Regions from separate parts of the Homo sapiens genome. Here region 1 is linked to region 2. Evidence: read pairs that join two places in POLR2A ChIA-PET (ENCODE). Cell type or tissue: PC-9. All regions are shown on one strand. Links, peaks and the distances in the headings refer to the core of each region. The heading gives the core; the rest is flanking DNA.

Region 1 (16,332 bases), core at 2,850-10,849, 410 kb after region 2:
ATTAGCCACAGAGTGTAACTTGTGAGTGCTTGAGCAAGCCGACTCTCAAGCAATGGCATCGCTGAGTGCTTTAGCCTGTTAGAGATACCATGTATCAGGGAAAGCGATGGCGGGCAGGGCTCCAAGAGGGAAGATAAGTGGGCTGTTGGGAGAAATTAATACGAAGAAAGGAAGCGGCGAATGAAGTCAAACGAAAACAGGGTCCTGTGATATCCATGACTCATAAATTTCATTGATACCCAGAATGTGAGTTCCCTGCTCTCCCTCGAGTTAGTAAACTGCTTGTCCTCAGGGTGACCCTGCGGGAAGATTCAGGGGCAGGAAGGAGGTGGGAGGAACAGGCTGGAAAGCCCGCATAACTTTTAGGTGGAGCTTGCACAAAATGCTTTCTCTCCTGCAGGGAAGAGCCTATGAAGATGGCCCTGAGAACAGATGAGTGCCTGCCTAGGGCGTGATTCAAGGGGGAAGAGGTCACCAAAGGAAGGCAGGAAGGTGATAATTGTGGGGGTGGGAATGGAGATTGGAGGGACCCAAGACAGAAGTCACAACTGAATCCTTATTTCTTTTTTTTTTTTTTTGAGATGGAGTCTCTCTCTGTCTCCCAGGCTGGAGTGCAGTGACGCGATCTCGGCTCACTGCAAGCTCTGCCTCCAGGGTTCACGCCATTCTCCTGCCTCAGCGTCTCCGAGTAGCTGGGATTACAGGCGCCTGCCACTACGCCCGGCTAATTTTTTGTGTTTCTAGTAGAGACGAGGTTTCACCGTGTTAGCCAGGATGGTCTCAATCTCCTGATCTCGTGATCCGCCCACCTTGGCCTCCCAAAGTGCTGGGATCACAAGCATGAGCCACCGCGCCCGGCCTGAATCCTTATTTCTTAGCAAGGTTGTTCAGGCCACCCTACTCCAAACTATTTATTGCCATGAGTCCCTTCATTATCTTTAACCACCATAAACCCCCTAATGTGAAAGACTGAGTCTGCCAAATGAATTAGGTTTTGCCGACAGCTCAGACCGTGGAGTTCCGTAAGCCTGCGGTGAGAGCTAAGTCTAATCTATGGGGGGTTCTCAGTAGGATGTTTGACATGTTGGAAACCACTTGGGGACCCCTCTGCTTTCTGCTGGACTCAACTTAGGCTGGCAGCTGTTGATCCTGTGCTGTCACCTCCACCCCTCCCGCCGGTGCCCATGCCTCGGGAGCCATGATGGAGAGAGGTCAGCAGGAAGGGGAGTGAAGTAGTGGGAAAGGCCTGGCCTGGGAAGCTGGGGAGGGGTGTGGTCCCAGAACATAAGGAGGGGGAAGACTAGGAGAGGTGTCATATCAGGGGACTTCCTGGAGCTGTGGATTTGCTAATGCTGCCCTCTCTTCACTCTAAGGCCCTGTCTGTGACATCAAGTGACCTCCCTATATTAGACTCTTGTGTGCAGAAAAGGCTATACCTTTGTAGCCAAGGAAAACCCATTTCAGTGGGCAGGAACCCACATCAGAGTCCGCAGGTAAGCACCCCTAGTAAGGCTAAATGAGGAATAGATTGGAAGATCCAAGAGATCTGGAAAAGGGGGCCTTTTATGAACCTTAGACGCAGGAACTGCCATTGCCCAAACCCAGCTCCAAACCCAGCTCAGCAGGATGGGGCCTCCCCATACTCCACCCCAAAGCCTGCAGTGGAAACCTCAGAACTGACCTTCCAGATTGACCAAGTTGGTAGTCTTAGCTCTAGATTGCACCTGAGGAAACTGAGGTACCTAGAAGTCAAGTAATTTGTTCAGCATTACATGCTGGACTCTACGTCCAGCTTTGTCTGATTCCAAGCCAGGGCTTGCAATGCTGCACCATGTACTGTGTGGAGGTTTTAGTGCACTTCAGAGTTTCTATAGCTATCTTCCCAACTATCCTGTGAGCACGTAGAAGGCAGAAGCAAAGTTTTCTTTACTATTTGCATGGCTTCATTTTAACACATTTACTGGGGGCTCACTTCATGTCGGGCATTGCGCGAGGTGGGAATAGCTACATGATATCATATTTGGGGCGTATGTTCAAGAATTTCAAGATGGTGACAGCAGAGCATGAAACCAAGTGCAGGGTCTTTCTGAGAGCAGCTCCCGAAGCCAGTCCAGTCATCAGAAGAGCAGAGAGAAGAGCACAAAACCAGACACAACTGCAGTGTCCTCTGAGAACGGGGACAGCTGTAGGCGCAGGGCTAAGGGAGCTCAGAGGAGAGCACTAAGCCCAACAAGCACTTGACTCGATGGCGATACTACACATTTGCAGCTTCTCAGCGGGTGCTGAGGAAAGCACCTCGGTGCACGTGACCTCACAGTGACATAATGAGGCAGACATTATTTATGTAACAAGAAAACAGCATAGATCCTATACTACCTACCAGATACTTCCCTCTTCCCCAAGCGTTTGTAACTATTAACCACTTTGCTCTTAATCTTTTGATGTAGTTGCTTTGTTATCCCCATTTTACAGAAAAAGAAGCTGAGGTTCAGAGACATTAAGTGACTTGGCAAAGTCGAAGCTTCAACCTCAGATTAGTCTGTTTCTGGGTCTAGAAGTTTTTCTACCAGAGCAGCACTTCCATGCAAGTAACCTCGGTGAATCAGCTTTAGAAAACATATGATACGCAGACATTGTGTGAAGGCCTCTGGGGTCCCCTCCTTGCTGGGATGAGATGACAGGTCCACAAGGGGGCCAGGGGCAGCTGGTGCCCAGGGAGGGGCTGCACAGTGAGCCCCAGGGCCTGCAGCTTAGAGAATCCTTTGTCTGAGGATCAGCATGTGTAGGGGTGGGACTGGTTAAAACAAACGATTGCACCTTTCCTCCTTTTAAAGGGGAAAACATTGGGAAATGAAATTAGAATAAAACGAAGGGGAGAAAAACATCCATTGTCCCAGTATCCAAATACTACCGCTGTTAATATGTTGAAATATTCCCTGCCAGTCTTGAGGGATGTGGGGAAAGTGTGCCTTCTTATATTTTGGGGGAAATGCAAAGTGGTATAACTTTTACTGGAAGCAATCTGGCAACATCTATTAAAATAAAAAAAGTATATACTCTTCAACTCAGCAGTCTAACTCCTGGGAATCTAGCCCACAGAAATAAAAGCTCCGTTAGGTAAAAATGTAAGTACAAAGATGTTTATTGCAGCGTTATTTGAGTGGCGTTCATGCATGTGCACACACACAGGGAACACAGTGAATGCCCATCCCAGAGAAAGGCTGAATAAATGAGGGTACATAAAACATGGACTATTATATAGCCATTAAAAAGAATGAATTAGCACTATACTATTTGACTGGGGGTAGGGAGGTACATTAGTCTATTTTGTGTTGCTATAAAGGAGTACCTGAGACTGGTTAATTTACAAAGAAAAGAGGTTTACCTTGGCTCACAGTTCTGCAGACTGTTCAGGAAGCATAGAGCTGGCATCTGCTTCATGCAAGGACCTTCACACAAAGAAGCTTATACTAATGGTGGAAGGTGAAAGGCACATCACATGGTAAAAGAGGGAGCAAGAGAGAGAGGAGGAGGTGCCAGGCTCCTTTAAGCAACCAGATCTCATGTGAACTCATAGAGTGAGAACTCACTCATCACCATGAGGACAGCACCAAGCCATTCATGAGGAATCTGCCTCCATGACCCAGACACCTCCCACTAGGCCCCCTTACAACACTGGGAGCCACATTTCAACATGAGATTTGGAGGGGACACAAACCATATGAGGAGATATGTTGAAAGGGAAAAGATAGATGCAGAAAAAGGTGTGTAACATGATTCACTTTTTATAAAACAATAACAGAAATGACCTGCCTTTGCGTTTGTATGCATATACATGTATGTTGACACAGGTCTGTACAGGATTATACAAATCTGCATATAAACATGGAAAGACACATAATAAGCTGTTAACATGTGTTACCTGAGCAGGTATAGAGGGTATGGGGTGGGGTGTCACTTAATAACATGGGACAGGAAAAGAGGAGAGGGAATTCTCAGAACAAAAAGGAGGAAAACAAAGACTACTTATTTCCCACCAGTCTTTTTTCACTATATAATCTTCCTCCAGCCAACTCCCTAGCTATATAATCGGTGCTTCCCATGCAGAGCAGTTTGGTGGTAAAAACAGGGTCACAACCACACAGTACAGTAAACATCTACATCTAACTCCAGGCCCTACCAGATCTCCAGCCCTGCCCTTTTTTTGAGATGGGGTCTCACTCTATTGCCCAGGCTAGAGTGCAGTGGTGTGATATCGGTTCACTGCAACCTCAACCACCAGGGATCAAGTAATTCTCCTACCTCAGCCTCCCAAGTAGCTAGGACTACAGGTGCACACCGCCACACCTGGCTAATTCTTTCGTATGTTTTGTAGAGATGAAGTTTTGCCATGTTGCCCGGGCTTGTCTTGAACTCCTGGGCTCAAGCAATCTGCTCACCTTGGCCTCCCAAAGTGCTGGGATTACAGGAGTGAGCCACTGTGCCTGTCTCCAGCCCTGTTTTAAAAATTCAGTCCACCACTCTGGGAGTCTGCTCATCCAGTGATCAGGCACTGCTAGTCATTTTGTTCCTCTACTTCCAAAGCCTCCATTGCCTGCCAACCCAAACAAGTCTCCCTTGCACCCTGCTGCTGAACATGAGAGCACCATCTCCAGTTGTTCCCAAACATGAGGCGTGGCCTCTGAGATCTTGGAAACTGCTGGAGCTGTAGGAGCTCCACACATAGCTGCCTGATCTCTTCTTGGTCCCTCCTCCCCGGGCTGGTTAGGGTTTGGGGGCTGTGAGCAACAGAAAGCAAAATGGGCAAGCGCAACCAACATAAAAGGGAACTTGGTGGGAGAATTTGGGGGAGGTCACAAGATGGAGAGAAGGATAAAAACCGAGCTGTAAACTGACAGGAAGCGGTGGCTCAAGAGTCTCTCAGGAGCAGAAACTCTGTCCATCTCCCTAGCTGGTCATTCCTGGGGAACCGAACGAACGCCAGCCCTACCTTCTCCCTTGCTTCTGCTCAAGATTCAGGGTCCCAAGAGAATGTGTCATTGGTTATGTGTGTACCCCCTGGCTGAAGAAGGGCAGTGGGTGGAAGGTTCCAGCAAAAGGAGCCTTTGGGCCCCCCTCCATCCTTCCCAGTGAAACACAGACGTTTGCTTTCTATAAATTGAGACTGCATGCTGTGAGGGGAGCACTCTACACAAAGGAAACTGGGGGCTGCCGGGGGAGGGGAAAAGTCTCTGCGGTCTCAAAAAAGTCAAATCTCTACTTCTCACACCCTCCCCATTCAGAGTCTAAGGAGATGGGCAGGGTTGGTTTTTACTTGAGATTCTTCTGGTTGCAAGTGACAGAAACCAACTCAAGCAAGCATAATCAGAAAAGGGGGCTTTCTCTTAAGGAATCAGAGGAGCTTGAAGAACTCAAGCCTCGGCCAGGCGCAGTGGCTCTCGCCTGTAATCCCAGCACTTTGGGAGGCCAAGGGGGGCAGATCACCTGAGGTCAGGAGTTCGAGACCAGCCTGGCCAACACTGTGAAACCCGTCTCTACTAAAATACAAAAATTAGCCGGGTGTGGTGGCTGTTGCCTGTGATCCCAGCTACTCAGGAGGCTGAGGCAGGAGAATCGCCTGAACCCAGTAGGAGGAGGTTGCATTGAGCGGAGATCATGCCACTGCACTCCAGCCTGGGCGACGCAGCCAGACTCCATCTCAAAAAAAAAAAAAAAGAACTCAGGCCTTAGGAAGGGCCATTTGAGGACCAAGCTTCTCTCTGGCTTCTCTATTTAAAAATACATGGTCTCTAAATCTGCTCCTTCCCCCTCCCCCTGCACTTGTCTGAGCCCTTCTCTCTCTCCAGACTGACTGTCTGCCCTTCATGCCCAGAAAGTTGGAAATCTTCCAGCCCACAGCTCCTGCATTTACATTTTTCCCTAGCTAAAAAAGCAGTCCAGCTGTCTGGCTGTCTCTCGGCCTCAATTAGGAATCTCCCAAAGGGACAACTGGATTGGCTCTGCCTGGGTCAGGTTTTCATCCTTGCTCCAATCAGCTGTGGCCAGTGGGCGGGGTCACCTGGTGGAAATATGGCTGTCGGGAGCCTGGGGTTGGGGTAGGAAGGCCTCATCCAGGGCAATGGGAACCAAGGGAGAAAATGGAGGGAAAACTTTAATTCAAGTGCAGAGTCCAGCAAACCAGGAGCATTTTTGGAACCACAGAAAGTGAGAGGCAGAAACTCAGCGTCCTGTATGGAGTTAGGGGTCAGGGCAACGGATAGAAAAGTGAGAGAATCAGGTTGGGAGCAATAGGGAGCCATAGCTTCAGAAACTGCTTGAAATTACCGAGGTAGCAAGTCTTGCTGCTTGCTTTTAGTAGCTGCACTGGAACATGATATGGGACTGGGTTAATTTGGCTTTAAGACCCAGGCATGGAGCTGACAGTTGTGATTAAAATGGGGAAACAATTTTGAAAAATTAATTTTTACTTTTTCCAAAGTGATACATGGACATAGTTCTAAGAAATCAAAAAACACAAAAGAGGCTTCCGGTGCAAAGCGGCTGTCTCCCACCCCAGGGCTTCTCATTCTCTCACCACTCCTGAGAGGAAACAATTTCAACTCCCTTAGGCATTGCTTCTATTATTTATCTTCATATACTTCTAAATAATTTGCTATGCTGCTTTTCCCCCCATTATCTATTGACTTCATGTTCTGGTAATTGAGGATTTAGCTACTTTATAAGCTCTCTCCTCCATTTCTCCTTTGATTATCTTACTATGTTATATCATAGTTTGGGGCTGTGTTTACATTATTATGGCTGTGAAAATATTATTCCCCCATGACCCAAGTCAGGTACATTCCTCCATTTGTACATCACTTTGCTTTTTTGTTTGCTCAATTCTCTGTCCTCCAAAAGAAGTATCAAATGCCTATCAATATTGTTTTCCAAAAGTTTGAAACAACATGCTGGATAATATACAAATTTCACCTCCATGCCTTCCCACTTCACCCCTTATTTGGACCGGCTGCTCTCTGGTTATCTCTAAAATCCAGCCAGTTTCTTGGGTGAGATCCCCATTTTCCTGTATCCCATGTATTCCTATTTATTGGTTTCTTTTCTTGTTTGGCTGAAGCACATCCTATGGTAATTTCCTAAGGAAAGGTGCAAGGGAGGTCAATTTTTTTGCGTGTTTGAAATATACTTATTCCACCATCATACTTGATTTATGATCAGGCTCTGTGTTCAAAATAGGGTTCCTCTCTGCATTCATGTTTCCATTGTCTTCTATTTCTCAAGTTCTAGTTGAAGTCTGACACCATGTGGATGTGGTGGACATGGGGAGGGTACCCTGGGTCCCTAACTCCTCTGAATGTAGACTTTAAATTAACTGCAGTGCCTTCCACTCTGCACATCGCCATGGATTTTTGCAGACTTGGAGCATTCAAGCTCTGAATCTCTCAGGAATCCTTTAAGATAAATCAATGTGCTTCTCACTGGTCTGCCTTCCGCAAGTGCTGAAGTTTGTAACTTTCTCCACTGTGCTGAGTCATTACCACTCATCCCTCTGCTTCCCAGAGCCCAGGTATTTGTTGAAATCTCTTATCTCCTGATGTCACAAACCACTTTGGACTTGGCATTTCATATATGTCTCCCCATTTACTGTCAATTTAATAAAATGTTGCCAGTGAGAGAAGGTCAAGGTATATTTAATCCATCATATTTAACTGGATTGAAATTCTTATTTTTCCCTCATATATATAATATACAATATTTATATATTAATATATGTTGTATATTTATGTATTATTTATAATATATTATAAATATGTAATATATAATTATATACTTATAATATATAATATAATTACATATTTATAATATATAATAATATAATATAATTACATATATTTATATATTCATATATATGAATCTTACAAGCAGATTTCAGAGGGTGATTTCTCAGTCTGTTTTGTGCTGCTGTAACAGAATACCTGAGACTTGATAATTTGTAATCAACAGAAATTTACTTGGCTCACAGTACTGGAGGCTGAAAGTTCATATATATGTCCATATCCATATTATGGAAGTTTTACGGATTTCTTTTTAAATTGCTGTATAGTATTTTACAATCCATTAAGAAGATGTGGGATGGTTTACTTACCCAATCCCTTATTGATAGACATTTAATTTGCTTTAATTTTTCACATAATGAACACCTTTATGCATATGGCTCTTTCTGTATTTGGTATTGTTTTCTTGGGATATATTCCCGTATCCAAAGGTTGTGAACCTTTTAAACATATTTTGATAAATGTTGCCAAACTGCTTTCTAGAATGTGTGTACCCATTTTACCCGTAGGCAAGAGAAAGGAGTAGACTGTTGTAACTGCCTGGCCTGGTCTTCTGTGGCTGTATATATCTTGTTTAGCTTCAGGTCTCCTGCAGTTTGCCCCAGCACCAAGTTCTGGTGAATCTGTGTAAGTTGATAATGGCATCCATTCCTGCTGAGAAATGCCCACATTCTTATCTTGACCAGCTTAAAAAAAACAATGTGGATGAGGGAAGAAAGAAATGTGAATTCCTTTTTTCTCTTTCTTAGTCTTACTTCTGTGGGTGGTAGGGGAAGTGCAGGGAAAAGAGAAATAATTTTTTAAAAGTTATTTGAAAAAGCATGAGGTGAAACCAGTCTGGAAGGTCAGTAACTGTAAACAGGATAATTTTACTACTTCGCCTCCTCACTTCAGGAACAAAGGTGTCTGAATATACCAGTAACGTCACTGTTATGATTTGAATGTGTTCCCCAAAGTTTGTGTGTTGAAAACTTCATCCCCAGTGCAACAGTACTGAGAGCTAAGACCTTTAAGAGGTGATTAGGTCATAAGGACTATGCCCTCATGAATAGATAGTGTCATTATTGTGGGAGTATAAAGTGTCATTATCGTGGGAGTTTGTTATAACATTAAGTCTGGCCTTCTCTAGTGCATGCTGTCACCATGTGATGCCCTCCATCATGTTATGATGCAGCAAGAAGACCCTCACCAGATGCAGTCCCTTAATCTTGGACTTCTAGCCTCCAGCACTGTGAGCCAAATACATTTCTGTTGATTGTAAATTACCGAGTACTCTGTCGTAGCAGCACAGAACGGACTGAGATAGTCGCCTTCTGAAATCAGCTTGTAAGATTCGTAGACCTTCAGTGCTGGAAAACCTGGTGAGGTCATTCATTCAGGGCCCCATTTTACAGATGAGGAGACGGAGCCTAGAGAGACTCAGTCCACAGCCACAGAGCAAGCCAGTGGCAAGGCCTTAAAGAGAGCCCAAAGCTCTTGGTGCTACACAGACTAAGATACTTCCCTCTGAATCAGGCCTGCCTGAATCATGCCTGGCATTTGTCAGCATCTTGTTCATGATAAACACGATCTCAGTGGTGGCACAAGGTGCACTGTGGGCCTTTCCCCAGCACAGTGCTCTGGAGGAACTGCAGCAGTAGCAGCTGAATCAATATCACACTTTGCAGGGAGTCTGTTGGCAGCTGGTCATGCAGTGAATTGTGGTTCTTGGCGTTTGTGGCTGTCAGAGCCTTTCCTGTGGGGAGGGTGGCCTTCCTGTGTGGAAGGCAGGCTCCTGTGAGGCCGGCTAGGCTTTACAGCTCAAAGGGTAGGTCTCAGGGCCCCCAGAGAGACTGGTAGCTCTCTGAGGTTGCTGTGCACAGCCCTAACTGTCCACTGGGCTCCTCCACTTACAAAATCTCACTTTGGGTCAGCTGCAGTGTCTCACACCTATAGTCCCAGCATTTTGGGAGGCTGAGGCGGGAGGATCACTTGGGCCCAGGAGATAGAGACCAGCCTGGGCAACACAAGGAGACTCCCATCTCTACAAAAAAATTTAAAAAATTAGCCAGGTGTGGTTGCATGTGCCTGTAGTCCCAGCTACTTGGGAGGCTAAGGCAGGAGGAAGATGAGGCTTCAGTGAGCTATAATACAGCCACTGCACTCCAGCCTGGGCAACAGAGTGAGATTCAGTCTCTAAATAAATAAATAAATAAACCAACCAACCAACCAACCAACCACCAAAAAAAAACAACAACAACAAAAAAAACACTTCACTTTGACCCTTACATTTAGTCCTTCCAGACTTTTAACTGAGTCTGACCAAGTGTTTCTGGTGCCAACAGGTTTGAATCTATTCAGGGGAACAGGGGACCAACCTGTGAAAGCAGGACCCGTGGTGGTTGTCCTTTATTCCCTACGGTCTGGGGGCTTCTCGTGGGCCTGCTGTCCCTCCACATCAAGCCTGAAGCCAAGAGGCTCCAGTGTCTACTGCCAGGAGCCATCTCAGCTCCACTACTGGTCCAAGTACCCGATGTGAGCACATCAACATCCCCAGCCCCAGGTGCCTCATCAGTAAAATGGAAGATGTTAGATGGAACATATGAAATTGCTAGTAGTCAACCATTTTTGACCTACAACAGCAACACAGTTCATATGGCTCAATCTACTACTAGCACCTACCTTATGGCATTTTTAAGATTAAACTAGGAACATTCATATCCAATGCTTAGCACACATGTGAAATGTAGGAACCACCACCGTCTGTGCTTATTTTCTAGACTCAGGACTTGGGCAAAAAACAACAAGTGAGCTAACAGGAACTGAGCGTCTACTATCTGCTGGTACTATACATGCCATATTGTTTCATCTTCTCAACAGTTCCAGGGAGGGTTGGCATGGTTAACACCATCTTATAGATGAGGAAACCGAGGCACATGGAGGTTAAATAAATTGCCCCAAATCACACGGCTAGTTGACAGCTGGGCTGTGATTGAAATCCAGATGTTTCTAACTCTGGAGGCTGTGTGCTTTCCTGAAGCACTCTGTCACTTTCTGAGTTCCAGTGTTGGGCACTTAATAGTCTTTCCCCAAATTTTGAATTTGGAAAATATAAAAGAGGATTTTGAATTACCACTAATGAATTAACAAGCTTCATGCATGTATTATTTTATTTGAGCTCATAAAATGTTGTGACTCCTCATACCACTCCATGAAAGAGGAACTCTTGCTTCCATTTTACAGGTGAGAAGCTGAGGCTCAGGAAGGCTATGGGACTTGCCTGAAGCCACACAGCAGGAAGCAGAATAGCTGAGATCCACCTCCAAGTCTGCTGGACTCCAAAATCTGTGCTTTCTCTCTGCTAGGCAAGAACCGTGGCTTCCTTCCTCTTAGGGGAAGGGCTGCAACACAGCCAGGCCGCTGACTGAAATCTTCTCATCCCAGGGGATGCGGTGGCCACTCTCCCCATCCTCTCCGTCCTGTGTGCGATTCACCTGCCTATGACTGGGGCAAGGCCTAGATTTGTGGGAAAGGATCCCGGCGCTGGGATCATGATGAACGGCAACCTCCCTGCAGCAGCCCCCTCCCCCAACAACACACGCACATCAGAGCTCGGGGGGGAGGCAGAGGGCCCTCCTTGCTCAAAATAGCTCTGTGTTATTAGCTGCATTTAATTGAAGGTGTTTCGAGGGCAGCCTCCACCGGGCCCAAACCAAATGGAAAATGACACACTGTCAAATTAATGTCCCCAGACCATGATAAATGTCCGGGCTTGGTGAGTAATGCTTCCATTTCTTGTTTTAAAGGAGAAGGATGCAGCCAGGCTCCGCGCGTCTGTCCCTGTTGTGCGGGGAAAGGTCAGGGGCATCCTCGGGATAAATAGCATTCCTCGCTGGCCCGCCCACCCAGGCTGGGCTTCTCCGGCTTCTGCTGAGCTCTGCTTTCTCTCTCTTCCTGTCTCTTGAGGCTGGCAAGATTGCTGAACAGCTTGTGAGCCTCCCGGCCAATGTCCAGGGAGGAAGGAGCTGGAGATAAGACTAATCCTCACCATCCACCCGTACTTTATACCTTCCAGAGTGCAGTCACCTCGGTTATAGCGTGTGTTAGTTGGCATTCGAGGCCTGCTCCTGACCTCCAGCTGCACGCCTCACTGCCATGCCCTTGGTTCAGCCATACTGATTCCTCAAACCCGCCCTGCACACCCCAGCCTCTTGGACTATGTGGAACACAACTGCTAAAGCGCCTGCTCTGTGCCGGGCTCTGGGCTCTGGGCTCAGCCCCTGCCCTGGAGGACAGACAGCCCCTGAGAGCCGGAGCTGCCCTGGCATTCCCAGCCTGGCTGCGGTAATCTCTTATTGAACATAAACAATTTCCCAGAATATAAACATCAGACAAGGCCACAAGCAAGACGAAAACAAGACCACTCCGTAATTGTGTCTGAACACAGACAAAAACAAGAACACTGTCCAAACCACAAAGATCACCAAACACCCCCCTGTCCTGGCGAACATCAGGGACTACTGCTTCTTTACCAATTACAGCTTCAGCTGTGCTCTCTGCTTCCCTCCTTCTAGATAAGATCCCCAGACACAGAATTACTCCCCACCACTTTCTTCCTGATAGCACTCCCTCCAGAACCAAGCTCTGCTCCCTGGAGCACCTCACACTAGCCCAGATCCTGTAACTCATTTCCAGCACTCTCTCACTGAGCTGCCTCGCCATTCCCTGTGGCGCGTGTTCTCCCTGTTGCAATGGGTAATACACCCGCCTTTGTTCAAATATAGATGTGTTTCTGGCAGCTTGGGCTGGAAGGCACTGGCACCACCAATATGGCCACAGAGCTGGGCAAAATGATAGAAGAGCTAAACTGCCCCACAAATAATCTGTTTCAAGAACAAGGGGGGCAGACCATTCATTCTGAATGGGGTGGCTTTGTGGAGGAGGAGGCATGAGCCTGTCAAAGCAGGAGAAAGTGAGCAAATGAGGCCCAGGGAACAGGTGGCCGGGACCCTCCAGGTGACAGGACCCTGAGCAAAGGCCGCCAGGTGGGACAGGCATGGGCAATGTCGTGTTTCCACCCCCCTCTCATTGTCTCTTGAAGTGGGGGAGATACTGGTTGTCCTTCAAGGCTCACTGGGTGTGTCCTCCCCCAGGCTGCCTTGGAGTCCCATCGCTGCCCTGGGGCTCAGTTTCCCTGTTGATAAAATGAGAGGATTGGACTCTGTCAGTGCTTTTTATACTTTTCTTTTTAGAGGACAATCCTTTGTCCTCTATCTTTGATAGCTCTTCTATCGAAGGCGATCTTACCCAGAAGCCCAACATAGAAAAAGCATAAAAGATGTAAGTGATGCTGCGGTGGTTGAAGTGGAGGCTGGGGACGGAGTCTTCGGGTTTTGGGCAACTCTGAGGGGGCAGTGCTCCTGGAGACTCCTAGGGCTCCTCAGGGCCAGTTGGAAAGGCAGGCAAGGGGAGAGGGGTTGCAGTTTCCTCCAGCCCTCTAATTTGATCTCTCTTACTCTCCTGGAAGCTCCCCAAGGCCTGGAGTCACCTCATCAGCTGTCTAGCTCGGTGCCCTGCAGGCTGAGGAGGCTAAGTAGATGCTGCCTGAATCCATGTGGTCTTCACGTCAGTACTGATGGGTTCTTGCTCCCCCATTCTTCAGACATGGCTGGTGAGGACCCCAAGGAAGCCCAGGTTAGGAAAGGGCAGTGCCCCAAGTTGTGTGGACTGTGGATGGCCTGCCAGCTTCCCTGATCTCTCCCCTCCTTCCAGCACTTGTCCCACTGTGCAGGGATTAAAGGCTCAAGGCACCCTCTGTCCCTCTGTCTGTCTGTCTGCCCGCCCTGTGGGCCCAGGCTCCTTTCCTTCCCTACTGACAGCCTGAAACAATATTGAGGGCACACAATGGCTCTCCCAGCTCCATTATCGCCAACTGCCCTGCTGCTGAGAATGGACCATCAGTCCCTGATGATACATAGCAGAAAATTGGTTGTCAGGCCAATAAATGTATCCGATTGGATTTTTGACATCCGGGCAAACCCATTCGTAAGGCATTTGATTAAAGTGCTAAAAGGTAGTGCAGAGATAGCTGGGCAGAGCTGCCCTTGGTCTGGCCTAAATAGGGTGCTGTCTTCCCTCTGGGCGAGATGCCCCCTCCTCCCCTGTCTGCTCATTCTCCTCCTTTTCCATTTTCATCCTTCACTGCTCTGAAAGTGCCGCACTCAATCAGGGCTCCCAGTGGCAAGAAGGACAGCCGAGCCAAGCCGGAGAGGGATTGCCTTCCTTGGCTGCCTGTGTGGGAGGCTCGGGCTGGCCTCAGTCCCTGGCCCGGAGCCCTGCCTGCGCTGGCCCTTCCTCCCGAGCCGTCTGTGGGCATCAGTCACCAAGTCTCAGCCATTCCTCTTCCCGGGGCGCGGAGTGGAAAGAGCCCCCATCCGAAAGGCTGCTTCCAAGTCTCTGCCCAGCCTCTCCTGAGCTTGGTGACCCTGAGAGCGTTCCTATCCATGAGCCTGTTTACCCAGCTGTAAAGCGAGGATCATAAACACGGGTGCTTCCATACCTTGAATTGGAAATGATAGGGCTGATTAATTAGAGAACATGAGACATATGACTGGACTGCTATTGGTGATGACAGTCACAGTGGGTGATGACACATGCACCCTGTATGTGGGGAACATGCTGTTCGATTATTTTTAGCTTGCAGCCACAAAATGCAAGTTTGGCTATAAGGCATTTTAATTGTTGGATTACTATAGAGAAAATAAATTTACTGTGAGTCCATTTTTTTTTTCATTCTAGAATCTCTCCTTTTTCTATTGCAAATGTTTTTTTGTGTGATTTTTTTTTAACATGATGTTTCTTAGGAAGCCAGTCGTCCCATTTTAATGGTGGTTGAGAAGATTGGATGAGAGGTATCATGCCGAGTGTCTGGCACAGAGTGGATATTCACTAAGTCCTTTTTCCTTCTCTTCCTCTTACATCCTTTTCTCTCTAGCCCCAGAGCCACCACCCTTGTTTAAGCTCCCATTATCTTTCTCGAGATCTGGTCAACAGCCTCCCAACTAGCCTCTCTGCCCTGTTCTCTCCTGCTCCCCATTCTATCTGACACGTGGCCCCTGTATTGATCTTCCTGAAATCCAGCCCAGTATTGTCACTCACAAGCTGTAAGCCTAGGTGGGTGGTTTCTGGGCCCCTACACCACCAGCTTCCAGCCTCAATCCAAAGCTAATTTCTCTACACAAACCTCCTTCCAGGTGTCCCCCAAATACCCAGAATGCTTCCTTACCACACCACTGTCCTGTGCCCCCTGCCCTCCAGGCTGTGCTCTGTTACATCTCTTTGTGTGCACAATTTCTGTCTAGTCGGCTGCTCCCTGACTGCGGAGACAATGACCCCTGCCTTTCTTCCCTCCATGCTCTCCCTTTTAGAGCCAGGCCATGGTGCTCAGTAAATTAGCTGCTCAGCCCAGAGCTCATCCTCCAGTCGTCTGGAGCAGGAGGGCCCTATGTGTTCACTGGCATGTTTTCAAGACCCCAGATCTGAAGGCATGCTTGCCAAGGGCTCTGATAATGATATAAAGTGCTCCAAACTGGGACAGATGTGCTGAACCTGGGCTCTGGGGGCCTGTGCTTGGGCTGGGAAGAAAAGGTGGTACCCACCAGAGTGTGTTTGAGTTGTACTAGGAAGTTCCACCATATGTCCTTCTACTGTGCCTGGAATCCAACTCTTAGGCGCCCACCCTGTTCACCGTGCTGGGACCCCTCCGTGTCCTTTGGTGTGAGAGGGAGTAGTTTGATTGCCCCAAGTCCCCTCCAGGCTTGGTCATTCCAGTCGATGGAGTTGAATTAGCTGGCTAATTTGTCTCTGAGCTGGATGATGGCTGCTGGTGCCTCCCCAGAGCTGGAGGCGCCTCTGCAGAAAGGCTCCCTCCCTCCCCACTCCCTCCCAGAGTGTCTCTGCTCTCGGACTGGGCCGAGCAAGTGAGAAGCAGGCTGACCCTCACTTGGGACTTCCCACCCAGCTGAGCTGAGCTGCCAGAAGACTCTGACTCCAAGAGCCACTGAGTGTGGAGCCCTGGCCCTGGGCTCCCCAAGATTCTGCTCTAGGGTGTTGAATGGCGGGCCCCAAAAACATATGCCCATGTCCTAATTCCCAGCACGGGAATATTATCTTACTTGGAAAAATAGTCTTTGCAGATGTGATTAAGTTAAGGATCTTGAAGAGATCATCCTGGATTATCCAGGTGGGCCCTAAATCCAGTGACAAGTATCCTTATAAGGGACACACAGAGGGAGATTTGAGAGAGATGGGAGAGGAGGCAGTGGGACTGTGGAGGCAGAGATTGGAGCGATGCAGCCCCAAGTCAAGGGATGCCCAGAGCCTCTAGAAGCTGGAAGAGTCATGGAAATGGATTCTCCCCTAGAGTCCCTGGAGGGAATGTGGTCCTGTCAGCACCTTGAGTTTGGACTTCTGGCCTCCAGACTTATGAACTATAAATTTCTGTTGTTTTAAGGCACCCAGT
Region 2 (16,332 bases), core at 3,946-11,945:
ACAGAAACAGAACAAAAAGAATAAGGCAAAAGAAAAAAGAAGCATGCCCCCAGAAATGGGAAAACTTAAATGACTTTGTTTAAATGTCATGGTACTCTCAAAACCCTGTTCTCATATGTATGCAAGTTAATTAAATGGAAAAATGTCAAATTAGTTGCTTAAAATATTAATGGGAGGAATTATCCCAGATTCTAGAGCAGGGAGAGTAGAGGAAACTAACCTTTTAGGGCTTAACCCTTTGGTTGGCTGTTCTTCTCTGAAAAAGTAGACATTTCTTTCATTTGTAAAAATGCCAATTAGTGCTGAGGGGTTTTGTAAGTTTCAGGATGGGAGCTTGCCAGTGGGCTTGCACTATGGGATTCTCCCAGTGACACAGGACTCACTGGTGGCATTTATTCCCACAGTGTCGGCTTTGCATGGGGGATTTGAGGTCCCTGGAAAGGCCCAAAAATCATGCATATGTCTCTTCTGGAGTCAGAGTAATTTGCCATTTTTCCTTTTGGTTTTTTTGAAGAGTATTTTGAAGAGTTCATTAAAATGCAAAATTGGAAAGATTGCACAAAAAGAGTTGTCAATGTACTACTCATCAAACCTTTATTCAGTACCAGTGGGATCCAAAGCCTATGCTGTTTGAGCAAAATGCCGAGAAAAGGGAGCGTCACAGACTCAAGGGCATAGGATCTGGTAAGGAGAGGCTGTAGAGCACCCTAATCTAGCCTCATGTTAGCATGTGGGAAAGCCAAAGCCCCAGGAAAACAAGGAACATTCCCAAAGCCACACAGCTATTGAGTGGTGAAATCAGGCTCATTTATTTATGCAACACAGCTCCTGCCTACCCCCTGGAGGGACTTGTGTACATCCTGGGAGGTCAGGGCAAACAAACCCAGGGCAGCACATGCCACAAGCCTAACACTGCAGAAGGAAGGGCAGGAGGTGGACAGCAGGGTGATGGGTATCAGGGAGACCTTACCTCCGTCAGCTAAAGAGCATCTACTGTCCACCATGGTAGCCAGCACTGTATAACACCTGGCTTCTCCCCATTGTGACAAAAATAAGCAGGCAAGGAAGGCCACGTCATCTACTGAGAAGTTATGGCTAGTCACTGTGGCCACATGTTCAAACTGATCTCATGTAATTCAGTGATCAGTTCTACCCATTGCTTGTTCTGCAGTTATTGGTAAACAGATATCCCATTGCCTACCATAGGATTACAAATTCTTACAGTCAATTCAGCCATGTCCTTGGCTTGTGCCATCCAATCCACAGCATGCCAAGTTGCAGATCTTGCAGCCATTAAAGTTTACTGCTGGTTTGCTTGGAGGTCTTTCAATTTCCTCATCTGTAAAATGAGGGTAACAGATTAGGAACGTGGAAGATCTCCAAGCAAAGTAAGGGGCTGAACTGACTCTGTAAGAATGGGATACCTGTTTACCAATAACTGCAGAACGAGCAATAGAAATGCCAAATAATAGGTGCAGAGCCCAATTTCTAAAAATTGTATCCACAGAAGGAGGAAGGTGTTATATTGAGATGCTCTATGGAAAAGATATCCAAATAGTTTAGGGGGAACCCTGTATATTTTAATCCTTTTTTGCTTTGGTCAGTGTGGTGGGCTGAACCATAGCCCTCAAATATATCCACGTTTGAATCCCTGGAACTCATGAATGTTACCTTACATGGCAAGAGGGACTTTGCAGATGTGATTAGTTACGTCTCTTGAGATGGGAAGATTATTCTGGTGTTCCAGATGGACCCAACATAATCACATGGGGCTTTATAAGAGGGAGGCAAGAAAGTGAGGAAAGATCATTTTAGAAGCAGAGATTAGAGGGATGTGCTTTGTAGTTGGAGGAGGGGGCCATGAGCCAAGGAATACAGGTGGCCACTGGAAACTGAAAGAAAGGCAAGGAGATGGATTCTCCCATGAGCCTCCAGAAGGAACCAGCCCTGTTGATATTTTGACTTTAGTCCCCCAGTGAGGCTAATTTTGGATTTCTGCCCTCCAGAATGGTAAGAGACTCAATTTTTTTTTTTTTTTTTGAGGCTGAGTCTCAATCTGTTGCCCAGGCTGGAGTGCAGTGATGCGATCTCCACTCACTGCAAGCTCCGCCTCCTGGGTTCACACCATTCTTCTGCCTCAGTCTCCAGAGCAGCTGGGACTACAGGCACCCATCACCACTCCCAGCTAATTTTTTGTATTTTTAGCAGAGACGGGGTTTCACCATGTTAGCCAGGATGGTCTCAATCTCCTGACCTTGTGATCTGCCTGCCTCGGCCTCCCAAAGTGCTGGGATTACAGGCGCGAGCCACTGCGCCCGGCCAATGTGTGTTGTTTTAAGCCACTTGGGTAATGATAATGTGTTACAGCAGCAACAGGAAGCTAATACAGCCAGTCATTTCTAAGTAATGAATGACCTCAACTCTGCTTTTCATTCCTGGGTCTAGGGGTTGGCTGGAGGAGCTCTGCTTCAGATTATGGGTTGGTTTTAAGTCTCTCCACCCACTGCCCATTCTAGGGCAGTGGCTGCCAGGGGTGTGCTCCACTCATGGCAATGGCCAAAGCATGAGAGACAACCAGCAGATACTTCTTATGCCTGTCACCATTTCAGCTCTCAAACACCCCCTCCCACCCACCTTCTCTTTGCCAAAGTAAGTCACATGGCCAAACTGAACTTCAGTGGGAACTGGAAATGTACATAGCCTAGTCTAGAGGGAGATACTGCAAAGTCACATAGTGAGGGCAAGGATGTATGATTCTAATATTGGAGAAGAGCAGTAAAAGTTGGAACAATAATCCAATCTGCCACACTTTTTTGGAAGATTCATAATAGGTATTAACACGTTAAGAACTCTGAGAAGTCCTGCAGTAAATAAACCTGTCTAACTATTTAACACAGTGTTCCCAAAGCTTCTTTGAGTGCAGAATCCTACTGTCATCCTGTAGAACTAATATTTTGAGAAATGCTTATGTAGGCAGTTCATCTCAGAAGTCTGAGGGAGGAGAGGGCAGTGGAACTTGACTGGGCCTTGAAGAATGGATTCAACTAAGCAGATTGTGACAGGGGATTTACCAATGGCAGAGAGAAATGGAAATGTTTTCATAAGGGATGCTTTCTCCTGAGAATCTCATCAAATGTTCTATGCCCGTAGGGAAAAGAAGAATCTGTAATGATACTTGTCTTGCCTGAAAGAGGGAACACAATTGTCTTGGAGTCCAGTGTCCCCTCATCCAAGGATCTATTTGAAATGCCTTAGTCACAAAAGGTGGACACTCACTTTTAAGCCAAGGATTGGTGCATCTCCAAGCCTTCTTCGGCAAGCTAGAGTCTGAATTCTTTTGAAATCCAGAGATGCTGAAGGAGATTAGAAGGTGCAGTTATTAGAGACAGGTACTGCCACCTGGACTCTTGCAAATATGCATGCGTTGGGAGGTGCTGCTCCCTTAGAAACAGTGAGAGAGAAATGGGCCAAACAGGTTTCCCACAGAAGTCTGGTCATCTCAAGTCCACTAATAGAATTTCTCCTGGAATGGAGATGAGAATGTTCGCCTTATTTTCATGAGGACCTAGACTAGGAACAGGCCAAGGAACAGGAAGCAAGTCCTCCAGGATGGGTGCCTGTCAACCCCACTGGGGCCCAGCAGAGCGTCTAAGCAATGAAGGGAGGCCATTGATAATTGCTGGAGGCCTCCTCTGCCCTGCAGAACAGAGATTCCCCTGCATCCTGCCTCCTCCCTCCACAGTGGGGCACTACTGTGTGGGGAGGGCTGGCCACACTGCAGGACTGGTGACTTACTTGACACAGGCAATTAGCCTATTTCCATGTAACACATTTTAAGGGAGGTCATTAGAGCCTAATAAAAGGAAACAATAGTGCCATAAATCCCAGGATCAATAGAAGGGAAAGCAATGAGGCTGAGAGCTGGCTTCCTCTGCAGAGCCCAGAGAGGCTTCAAGAATGAAATGCCCCTTAAAATGGAAGGACAAGGAGAAAGAGTATTTACCAGCTCATGCACTCACTCCTTCAGCAAAAATATAGAGGGCACAGACCAGCCCCCAGGAGACAGACCAAAGGCGCAGGCTAGTTGGGGGAGAAAGGTGCAAGGACAAGAATATCATCACTCAGAACAAAAGCTAGAGGGGCCCAGAGGAGGGAGTGACTCCCCAGAGGCAAAAGGTTGGAATGGCAATGAAGGATCAATAGGAGTTTTCTGCGTGGAGAAGGAAGGGGAGGCAGAAGGATTCTAAGGGAAGGAAGAGTACACAGACAGCTCTGAGGCAGGAGGAGCCTGGTGAACCCTGGGGACAAGGAGTGCAAGAACAGCTAGGAGCATAGACATAGGGAGGGGAAGGGGGTGTGGATGCAGAGGTATGTTGAGGCACAGATGGGGAAGAGATTTCTTTGCCAAGCTGGAGTTTGGATTCTTTTGAAATCCAGAGACACTGAAGGAGATTAGAAGGTGCAGTTATTAGACTAGGCAAGTACTGTTGTGGAGAAGACTGTGGATAAGGAAGCTCCTTGTCTTGGGTACTCATTCTGTACACCTGGAGCTGGCCTGGCACCCTGAGGAGCCTTGCGGGAGCCATAGATCCTGCTCTCTCAGCCAACTTTGTACCTGAGCAGAAGTATACCTCAGCACAGCATTGATTCATGGATTTGGAGGTAGGCCTGGGGGTGGTCGAGGAAGACAGTGGGTGAGGAACCTGTCCATACACCTGAAAGGAAGGGGCTTGATCAAGAGAAACCCGCAAAGATGTTTTGAGGGGCAGATGAGGTGTTCACACTTCAGGTTGTTCCGAAGATAAAAGATGTCATCAGCAATTCACGAGGCTTTAGGCCAATGTGGGATGCATGCCCGCGGCTCATTAGCCCAGTGGTGAGAGCCCCGTGTAGCACAGTCAAGATCACCAGCTCAGTCTGCTTTTCCAATTTACAGTGATCAGGAACCCACGAGTCCTTATGCTGTATCCAAGAGGAGAGGTAGATGCTGCACTTAGCTTTGCCATCAGCCATTGACTTCACCTAGGGCCTCTCGCTCTCTCTCTAGATCTGTTTCTTTACAGTAACTGGATTTTCCTCAGTAACCCTCTCCTTCACCCAAACATCCAATCAGTCATGAAGTCCGGTTGATTTCCTCACCCAATGTATCTTTCCTTCCCTGTCACTTGGAAATTGCCAGAGCCCCCAACGAGGGCTTCTCACTTCCAGTCTTGATTCCCTGCTACCTGTGGTCTATGTCAGGGGTCTGTCAATGCCAGTTAGTAGATACTTGGGCTTTGTGAGCCACATGTGTCATTGTTGCATATTCTTCTTTGGTGGAAACAACCCAAATGTCCATCAACTGATGAATGGATAAACAAAATATGGTATGTCCATTCAGTGGAATGTTATTCAGCCATGAAAAGCAGTGAAGAGTTCTATTGTACATCATGGTGACTATAGCTGATAACAGTGTATTGCATACTTGAAAATTGCTAAGAGAGTAGATTTTAAGTGTTTTCACCACAAAAACATAAGTATGTGAGGCAATGTGTATGTTAATTAGCTTGATTTAGCCATTCCACAAGGTATATAAGTTTCAAAACATAATGTTGCACACTATAAAAATTGACAATTTTTATTTGTCAATTAAAAAATACTTAAAAAAAGAAAAGGATGAGATATGGATACATGCTGCAACAGGGAGGAATCCTAGAAACATGCTCAGCAAGGGGTTAGGAACAAAGGCCCACATATTATATGATTTCATTTCTATGAAATGTCCAGAATAGACAAATTCATAGAGATAAAAATTAGATAAGTGAGCGGCTGCTTAGGGCTGGGCTGGGGTTGGAGTGGGCAGATAGGCAGGTGGTGGCTAAAAGGTATAGCATTTTTTTTGAAGTAATGAAAATGTTCTAAAATTGACTGTGCTGGTGACTGTATAACTTTGAATATACCAAAAACCATCAGGTTGTATATTTTAAATAAGCAAATTATATAATATGTGAATTATCTCTCAATAAAGCTGTAGTCAAAAAAAGTAAAAAATAATATTTCAGTCACAGGCCATATAAAAACAAGCCGTGGGCTGAATTTGCCCCATGGGGCCATGGTTTGGTGATCAGGGGTCTATGTTGCTGCCAACACGAACTGTCTAAAATGCAGATTTGATATTGTCACTGCCCTGGCAGGAAATGACTCCCATTGCCCACTGGATAAAGGAATAACTCTTTGGCTGTCATTCAGAATTTTCCACACTCCATCCGCAGCTTGTCTTTCTAGTCTCATGTCCTTCTGTCCTTTTCTGTACTACAACCACATTGATAAATACGCATACATTTGTTTCCCTTTGGTTTGCGTCTGTTGTACCCTATGCCTTCAGTATTTTGGAAAGTCTCAAATTTATCATGTCTCAAATTCTCACTGAGGTGTCCCTTTCCTCCATGAAGACTTCCCCAGCCTCCCTGGGAAAATGGATTGATATTATAGGATGTGTTGTCTTGTATTATCTCTGTTTAAATGTATGCCTCCTTTCCTAAGACTGCAAGCTCCTTGGCATCAGGGAAGCAGGGACTGTGTCTTTTCTTCTTGGCCCAACCACTGCTTAGCACAGGTGCCTGGCACACAGTTGACACTCAATAACTGCTTTCTTGAACTGAACTGAAGCCTAAAGAGAAGCAGATTAGCTAAATTACATCACAGAAATTCAGCAACATTATATTGCTGAAAAGGCTCTTTGAGCCGCTCTAGTAATCCAAGGCCCTCCTTTTCTATGATAAAACCAAGGCCCAGAGAGGGGCACTTCCTTGCCTGGAGTCACCCAGCAATTAGGGGCCAAGGCATACCTAGAGCCTGCATCTCCACCCGGGACCCCAGGGCTCCATGTGCACACCTCCGTGTCTTTCTGCAGTCTCCTCCAACATTAACACGCTGGGGAGCTGGGCCATTTGCCACAGCCAGGTTTTATAGCCATCTCCTTGGCCCGGCTAAGCCAAACCTCCCAATGGCCAGCAGCCTGGTTTGCCTCACCCCCACCCACTCTGGGCACTCTCAGGCTCCCGAGAAGGGGCCAACCACCTCAGGAGCGGCCTGAGATGCTGGCCAGAACCTCCAGGCATTCCTGGCTATGGGAACAGACTGTGCGACACGGCCTCTGACACAGCTGGAGCAGGAGGCTGGACTCAGGCTCAGATTTGGATCCCATGGTTTGATTTATTGCATCGGGTACTTGTTCCACACATGTTTTTCCTATGCCTGGGGATACCCCAGGCTGATTGTGGTTTTCTCTTTCTTTCTTCATGTATATTTGTGTGTGTGTATAGAGAAAGAAAGGGAGGGGGGGAAGAGGGAGAGAGAGAGAAAGGAAGGAAGGGAGGGATGAGAAAGAGAGAGAGAGTTCTGATTTTTGAGACAGTTAGTTGCAGGATCAAGGTTCTTACAGGCTGCTGAATAATTAAACAAGACTCTGGGATTTCACAAAGGTTTATTCCTTCCATGCAGGCACACATATGGCCAGCTTCAACCTCCATAGCCTGCAGCTGAGCCCCTACTATGTGCCAGGCACTTAATCCTTCGAAACCTCACAACTCCATACAGTAGGAGAGACTGCCCTTGTTTTAAGGACAAGGGAACCAAAGCTTAGAGGGATTACATGATTTGCCTCAGGGAGGCAAGTGGTTAGCAAGTGATGGAGTCTGGATCCAGATCCCAGCGTTTAATTCTAGCATTTGTTGCTGCCACACAAGCCCCTGTGCCCTCCCATCTTTAGTGAGAGCCTCCTTTGTACCAGGCACCAGGCTTTAGCAATGACTAACATGTGGTCTTCACCTTCTTAGAGCTGTGTTCATTTTTGTGTGGTGTCATTTGCCTTGTGGTCAGCTTTGCTAAAACTGATCAAACTCCAAGCTGTCTTCCAGGCCCACTCTTATGTTTTCTGTTGATTCTCTGACTTGAGCTTAGAGATCATATCAGCTGTTCCATGATCTCTTGTTTAGTGGAAGAAGAAACCAAGGTCCTGGGGGGTCAAGCAGCAAGCCCAAGGTCACCTAGCTAGTGGATAACTGAGCTGCAACTTGAATCCTTATCTCTTGTCTCTCAACTCAAGCTCTTTTCATCCTCCTGGGCTGCCATCATGCTACAAGCTGTCTTTCTCCGTGGAAACTTTTGGAACCACATCTCGTCATTTCAGCTGGAAGTAGCTTGGATGTAGGGAGCGGTCCTCCTCATTTCAGGCTGTGTTTGTATCTTTGTGATGCTCTCTTGCTTCCGGGGTGGAAACAGCTCACCAGGCCAAGAACCAGGAAATGCAGGTTCAGCTCATGAACCTCTTCCCTGATGCTGGCTTTCAGGTATCTTGTGTCCTCGTCCAAGCCACTCCTGGCACGGACACAGGGACAAACGTGGAAGGGGAGTTAGAAGTCACCCACCTTACAGGTGAGACACTGAGGCCAGAAGGGATAGAAGTGACTAAGCCAAGCATAGGCAGCAGGGTGTAGCTACAGTTTTGAGGGTCCTCCTGCCTTTTCCTGTGTGTCAGAAAGCAGAAGAAAGAGAACATGGATCCTCATGAAATAGGGAGGCAGATGCCAGCTCATTCGAGGAAGCGCATCCGCTAATGCTCAGTGTTGTCTGAATTGGGAGAAGATTGCCTTGAGAGTAGTGAGCTCCTGTGGTAGGAGTCAGCGAAATAGAGGCTGCCTGAGCTCCCCAAGGGCGGGTGGGGCAAAGATCAGATTGAAGGGGCTCAATGGCTTCCGTGCCTATCCCAAAGAGCCCATGACCTCAGGATCTAAGACTCCTGGCTTCCCATCTGGGAGAGTGGGAGAGCAGGAAAGGAGGAGGGTGGTGGGGCAGGGGAGTGGCTTTCACTGATAGAAAAGACCCAAAGAGCTCTTATTATTGGCCATCAGCCAAAGGTTTTGTAGGGTGTTGCCTGAAATGTAGGTCTGGGCCCCCAGAGGGGCTGTCTAACTAGATGAAAGGCCACAGCACTTAGAGGATGGTACGGAACCTCCTTCTGGGGAAACGAGCCCAGGAAATGGGTGGGGATTGTCCCAGACACTCAGCTGGAATTGATGGGGCAGATGAAAGCTCAGGAAATGGCCCATCACTCAGTTCTGGGCGGCAACTTGGACATCTTCATGGACCAAGGGCTGTAGACCTCCTCATCCTGGGGACCTTGGAGGGTGGGACCCAGGGAGGTCTCTTTTAGTATGCAAAGCAGATCTGGCCCTTCCTCTCAACAGCTGTGTCTGTGGGCAAGTTGCTTGGCACTCTGAGTAGGTTTTTGCATCCTGAGTGGGTTTTTGCATCCGTGTACCAAGGATAGTGACTCCTCCCTCCTGGGCTTGTAAGTACTCCGTGAGAGCAGGTATGTGATGTTCCTAATACAAAGCAGGGGGAGGAAGTAGTTTGGATCCCACATCTTGATTCACTGAGTGGGGTAGTTACCCTTCACAGTCTCCTCCTCAGCTTGGGGCCAGCCCACACTGAATGTGGTTTCCTCTTTTTGTGTGTCTGTGTGTGTGTGTGTATGCATGCATGTGTACATGCATGTGTGTGTACCTGTGTGCACATGGCAGTTACCTGCCTTTCATTGACCCTGAGGTTCATATCCACTTTGAGGAGCCCAAAGCTCTCTCTCAGACCTGTGCCATATGCCGAGATTTTCTAGGACCCAGCCAGACACCAGTATACCTGGGCAGACCACAGGGAGTGCTGATGGGGTGCATCTCTCATACTGGTAGGGATGGGGTGGGGGTAGTGCCCCTGGAAAATCAAATAATGATGCAAATTTCAGAAAATAAAATAAAATAAAATAATTAGAATTCTATTCATTTTAATTTTATCTCCCACAGATTGTCTGAAGTGTTTGATATCTGATGTTACCTCTATACGAGAACATAGGATAGGTCTGGGTCGGACCACAGTGAACCAGCTGGTCAGTTACTTTCTTTAACTGTCTCTAGATCTTCTCAAAGAGCTCCTTCACTTCCAGATTGGCTGCTGCCCGAAAAACTTGAGAGTCACTGAGAGCCACTGCTCCAGAGAAAGATTACTCTTCAGGAGCAGGGAAACCTGGGATCCGGGTGTGGCTCTCTACTAACCCACCTTTGACCAGCAGCCTCATCTCACTGGGCCTCAGTTTCCCAGTCATGTTTGGGGTACAACCACGCCTGCCCCCATCCTACCTGACAGGGCTGATACAGGCTCAAGAGTGTGATGGGTGTGGAAGAGCTTCCTGAAATGCCAGCTCGATATGTTCCGATGGGTTTTGCATGAGTGAATTCTACAATGGCAGGGCACACACTCCGTGCAAGTCTTATGCTAGGCTTGCGGACCCAGAGATAAGCGGGACCTAACCTTTGTCTCCAGGAGCTCGCAGTCTGTTCTTTTTTCTGGAAGCTGACTTCCATTCTGTGTGGCTTTTGTGCCCGGTCAGCATACACTGTACTCACCAGTGAAGTTCTGGTGGTGGCGTTCTCACCGCACTCTCCTCCCTTCCTCCCCTCATGCTCTCCCCTTCTCCCTGCCTGCAAGCTGCTTCTGTAGGAACATGAGTGGGACAGGCTTCCAGACACCGTCTCATCCAGATGGCAGTGGAGGCCACTGAGGCTCAGAGGAGTGAATGACTGACCAAGACCTGTTTACCTGCCTGTTTTGTTGGTTTTTAAAAACACCTTTCCAAGAGTTAATGTACACTGATTCTTAATATGTGGGACATATAATATAAAAATTTCATACTGAATAAATGATATTTATTAAGCCAAAAAAGGAAAAAGATGAGGTGTTTTGGCTATATTACTTGAAATACAAACATGCAGGTTTCATCACTGAAAAAAATAGTCTCAATTGTGTTTCTTCATGGAGAACATCAACTGAACCTGGAATTTCCTCACACCTTCTTTAGAAAGAAAACACAACAAAACAAAAACCCAGGAAGAAATTAACTAAAAGCTTTTTGGCCACTGAGACAGCAGGGACGGTACAGCAGGATGCTGAGGGGCACACTGACTAGCAGCAGGTCACACAGCCTTGGCTCACTTTTTGCAGGTCACCAACTTGCTAACTTGTGATTCTGTAAAAGGGGGAACCTGCAGCCTGCGGGAAGCCAGAGGGTATGTGCAATGCACCATGTCCTATGCATATACGCACAATACTGTATGTGCACATGTATATGTCACATGTACACAGGTACGGGGCCGCTGTTCCCAGGGCAGGATCAGGAAAGATACCTGATCCAGTGCCCAGCACAGCCATTTCTGAACCATATAGATATTATTCCATGAAAACACACAGAAGAGTCTTCTCTAACAGCTGAGACCCCTTTTTAGGATGATGATGATGGTGATTTTGTTTACCATTCACTGAGTGTCTGATACGTGACGCTGGAGACCGGGGCTGGCACTGTCAAGTGAGAGAGACAGATTATAAACATAATAAACAGTAGGATTCTGGTTCAAGATGACTGACTGGAGACATCAGACACCCACCCCCTCCAGAACGGAGAACCCACATTATGAGGAGACAATCACGCTGGGGACCCAGAGGGGCCCTGCCCTCCATGAGCCTCCAGGCTGGGAGACAGAGACAGGTCTCCCCTTCAAGGATAGTAATAATGGCAAATGTTTCCATCCCCCTTGCCCTGTGCAGGCATATGTACATGTACCTGTGGCAGTGCAGCAGCAGCAGAATTCATTTTTCTCCCAGCAATTGCAAAGCAGAGACCAGAGAAGCACAGCACTTGAGTGGCCCAGAGCAGTCCCTGTGTCGCTAAGGGACTCTGGCTGGGAGGAACAGCTGGCCTGGCCCTGGAATTTCACCGCTTGCTGAGGCTCAGCAATGGTCCTGGAGGGCCCTTCCCACACCCTCAGGAACCAGCACCTGGAGGGCGACTCCTTGTCTTCCTCAGCCTGTGCAGGCCAGAGCAGGACCGACTTGCCTGGGGCCTTCTTGCCCTTTGCTAAGGGAATACCTGGTCCTGGTCCCTGGCTTTCCTCAAAGACTCTCTCATCGAGTTCTTCCACAGAGGGCACTCACTGGAGACCTGTGGGCCTTATATGGGCTGTGGGCAAGTTTTATTTGACCAGAATTTTTTTCAATAATTTCAATAGCTGCCAGTATTGAAATGTTGGGTGTTTTCACGTTAAAAGCAAACAAACAATAAAATCCTGACCTTTCTTGGAAACTTGGGAAAGCTGACCACAGGAGGCCGGGTTCCTGCACCAGCACGTCTCTGGAGTGGTCGGTGGAAGCCTTGCTGCCCTTTAGCTGAGGGCACGTTTCCCGTGGGCCCTGCCCAGCCAGCCTCACACGTTTCATTACTTGCCTGGCCCTGTGGCATTTGTGTGTGTGACCCATGCCCAACTCTGTCTTTATTTTATAGGTGGGAAAACAGGAGCGGTTTAAAAGTTGTGAAAATTGGAGCTCTGAGAGCCTCCATCTTTTTTCTTTTCAAGCAGCTCCAGGCCCTGTTGGTCAAAAACAGCTGGACCCACAGGAGATGCTGGACCCCACCACATACCCACCATGGGATGCACCCCACCCCCTCAACCATGGCATTTTCTCAAATTAAAGATTCCAGGCAGGCTGGGGCTTATTTTCCACCCAGTGTCTAGGGCATATTTTCTCCTTCAAGTCATTACAAGTTCTACATCTCCAGCAACCCAGGGTCTTGAAGGCAAAGCCTGCTTTTCCCGACAGCCCCAGAGTGCTCAGACGCGAGGTTTCCTCTGTTCAGTTTCCATATGCCCCACTCTCGCCTTTGGTCTGGGTGCAGCTTGTCAACATTAAATAACCACCTCTTGCGGTTCTCTCATAACAATTCCTTAGATCTTGGAAGCCTGGCTGTGGAGCTCTGCATATGTATAGATCTAATTTTCACACAACAGGCTGCTTAGCAGATGGGGACCCAGACCAGCCTCCAACGTTTAGCTGAGAGCTAAGACGTGGGAAACTAGGTGGCTTTTAACCAGCCCCTATTGCTGCCAGCACTCAACCTTACAGAATTTTCATAGAGGGGAAAGAAACTCAACCCCCACCCCCAACAACAACAACAACAAAAAACGAACAACAACAGACACACACACACTCACACACACACACACACACAACCAACAAAACCACAATTTTCCTTGCTCCCCCAAACCAGATGGCAGATGGTATGGAACCAATAAAACACAGATTCAAACATTTGTTTATTTAACATTGAATGTAATATGGCTTTGTGGTCCCTTGCAAGGAAACACCAACCTTCCAACCAAAGAAATGACAGATTTCAGTCAAACCTCAGGGCAGCGTTTGGAGGAGCTACCCCTCAGGAGGCCCATGCAAAGAGGGGCCAGGGAGAATTAAACACTGGACTGGAAGCCTCTTGGCCTGGTTTCCTCTCTGGCTGAAAAGCTAGGTCTTCGGAAGTGCTGACTGACACTCCATTTCTGTTGCTTGCCTTTTGTTGATGTTCAGTTCCAAAGGCAGCCAGCCACATGAAGAATGTTTCTGCCTGCTTTCTGAAACAGCTGTGGAAGATGTGACTCTGGGCTGCCAATGCAAAAGAGCATGAGAAAAAGGCTTGAGCAGTTGAGAAAAGGCTCTTTCTTGGCGCCTTGGGTCTGTAATGTCAGAGAATGTGACTTTGCTATGCAATGTGGTTCCCCTTTTGCTTTGGCTTCCAAGACACACAGAGCTAAATTATATGTTCAGTTGAAATAACTATCTCTACTAGTTAAGATTCTTTTGGTTACAAGTGGCAGGAACCTGGCCCAAATTATTTTTTTAAAGAAGATAATTGATCAGGTCAAGTAAGTGCAGATGGCTTCAGAGATGGCTGGTTTCACCGTGGATTCAGTGTTACTAGGGCTTCCCTTTCTAGGTCTTAGACACACTGTCTCCACACGCCAGCCATGGTAGCCCCAAATCACCCCAAACTCACATCTGGGAAGATGTGAGCAGCCCCAGGAGAAGAACGAGTCTCTTCCACCAGCTCTGCCAGCAAAGTCGTGTTGGAGGAACCTGACTGGTCCTGCTTGGAGCATAGGCTCACCTTCAAACCAATCACAGTGACTGAGACTTGGTGTACTCAGCCTGGCCAAACCTGGGCCATGTGACTATCCCTATAGGTGCAAAGAGGGGCAAGACTAACTTGACCCTGAACACATGGAATATATTTCTTATAGAAAATATGAGGAGGAGGAAGGAGAACTATGCAAATAAATAAGCCTGGGATTCTGGCATAGCTTTTCCTTCTCCTGCCCTAATTCATATTTGTCTTCTAAAATGATTTTTAAACATGTATCTTTCGTGTAAGCAATTCCAAAATTATTAAAAATAAGAGTAATCCATGATGAATGAATGAATTAATGAATAAACAAGTGAAAGATTGAGTAGTCTCTAGAATGTGCTGCTTAGGGTGGTTCCTTTGTAAAATTGTACAATCATTATTCAGATTGCCAGAGCCAGAGGGAGCTGTAGAGCTCTACCTGTTCATAATACTTGGGTTATAGATGAGATCATGGAGGCCCAGAGTGGAGGTACATCACCCAAAGCCTGGTAAAAATCATCTGCACAGCCTGGAACCCAGAGCCCTGATATCAGGCCTGGGGCTCTTCCTGTCCCATATCTGTCTCTTGCCTCTCATCTTCCTAAGTCCTTCTCCCTGGGCTGGCTTCCACTTTCGGGCCCTTATTCTGGAGTCTTGCTATGAGTTGCCTGGCAAAAATTTCTTGCTAGTATATTAACTTATAAGAGTGAAACTGAATTTCCCAGGGCTGTTTGGGCCTTCTAGATCCCCCAAAATGCATCTTTAACAATGATCTCTGTATTGGTTTGTTAATTGTTAAGTAACAAATTACCACAAAGGTAGCAACTTAAAATAGCACATACAAATATCTTCTCTCAGTTTTCATGTGTTGGGTTACCAGACATAGCTTAGCTGAATCCTCTGTACAGTCTCACAAAGCTGCAATCAAAGTGTTTACTGATGCATTCTCATCAGGAGGCTCAACTGGGGAATTCCACTTCCAAGCTCACTCAAGTTGTTGGTTGAATTCATTTCATTTCCCTGTGGCTGTATGACTGAGGGCCCCAGCTTTTTGCTGGCTGTGGGCTGGAGGCTGCCTTCAAGTTAACCTCACAATTCCTTGCCACATGAGATTCCTCAACATGACTGCTTACCTCCTCAAGCTAGCAAGGAGAATCTCTCATCCAGAGAATCTCTCAACTCTGTCATCATGGAGTTTTATATAAAGCAACATAATCATGAGATTGACATCCTATTACCTTGCCATACAACGTAATCGAATCATGAGAGTGGCATCCATCACCTTTACCATATTCTGTTGGTTAAAAGCAAGTCACAGATTCTGCCAGGGGCGAGAATTATTAGGGTGAACTTAGGGTCTCCCTCCACAATCTCAGGTCTTGGTGACTCACCTGTAATGTACTCATAACTCTATAACAGGAAGCCCCTACTCCATGCCAGGCAGCACACTGGTCTTTACACATGGCTGAGTGGAAGTGATGGACCTACAGACAGATAATGGCCAGACAGTAAGGTCAAGGCTGAAGGCTGTGTGTTTGAAGGGTTTGTGCATCACAGAGGATACAGCCTCTTCTTAAACTGGGAAGGCAGGGAGTTAACACTGGCACAGGCTTGATGGGTGAATAGGAAATTGACAGGAAGACAAAAAGGGTGGCAGAGAAGGTCATGATGTGGAGGTAAAAGAGCGAGATGAGTCTGGGGAGCTGCAAGTAATCCAGTTTGATTGATGTTAAAAGCCCTTGGGTCATGGGGCAAAGCCAGATCACTGAGGGACCTAGAAGCCAGGTTTAGAAGTGTGTCTTCCTGCTGTGACCTGAGACAGCCACCGTGAGGTTATAATAGGGGAATTTGGGAAGTGGCATGATGGGCTTGGGCTCCAGGGAGTGAGAAGCTCCAAGTAGGACCCTGAGCAAGGCAGTGCCTATGGGGATGAGAACAGCCTGGCTTGTCTGTGCTAACAAGAAGTCCACTCTCCCCCTAAAATATTCCAGGGAAGGCAGACCTTCTGAGAGAAGTTTCAGGCAGCTGGGCTGTCAGAATGATGAGTTCTGCAGACCAGCAGCTGAATGAAAGAAGAAAAATGTCCCAACAAGCCCCGTTTCACTGCCCTTGACCTTGCAGTAGAGCTCTAAGTGCAAAATCTGTCATCTATTAATCTGCTAGAAGTTGACAAAAGGGACTTTGATCAGGGGTTGTTTTTTCTCCCCTTCTTAAGTTTCCTGATGACACATAATAGCCCATTTCAGCCGTAGGCCCGGAAGCACGGCCATCATTCTTTTGCTCACTTCAACCCCAGTGGCCTCCTCCCCTCT

Evidence for each region. ChIA-PET counts read pairs that join two places held together with the same protein. Peaks named below come from ENCODE experiments on the same cell type or tissue, not always from the same donor. Only the 100,000 strongest peaks of a DNase experiment are listed, where the experiment ranks them.
Region 1: POLR2A ChIA-PET joins it to region 2 with 5 read pairs; 2 of 35 experiments call an interaction of 5 or more read pairs at or near these places.

What each region holds. Positions count from the first base shown.
Region 1 is chr15:70,142,753-70,159,084 of GRCh38, forward strand. No RefSeq gene overlaps it. Among named protein-coding and RNA genes, the nearest start is that of TLE3, 53 kb to the left of the region's middle. In PC-9, for the core only: no CTCF peak of the experiment used is centred there; a DNase peak (open chromatin) is centred at 7,519; H3K27ac peaks cover 1,423 bases.
Region 2 is chr15:69,735,520-69,751,851 of GRCh38, forward strand. No RefSeq gene overlaps it. Among named protein-coding and RNA genes, the nearest start is that of LINC00593, 92 kb to the right of the region's middle. In PC-9, for the core only: no CTCF peak of the experiment used is centred there; no DNase peak of the experiment used is centred there.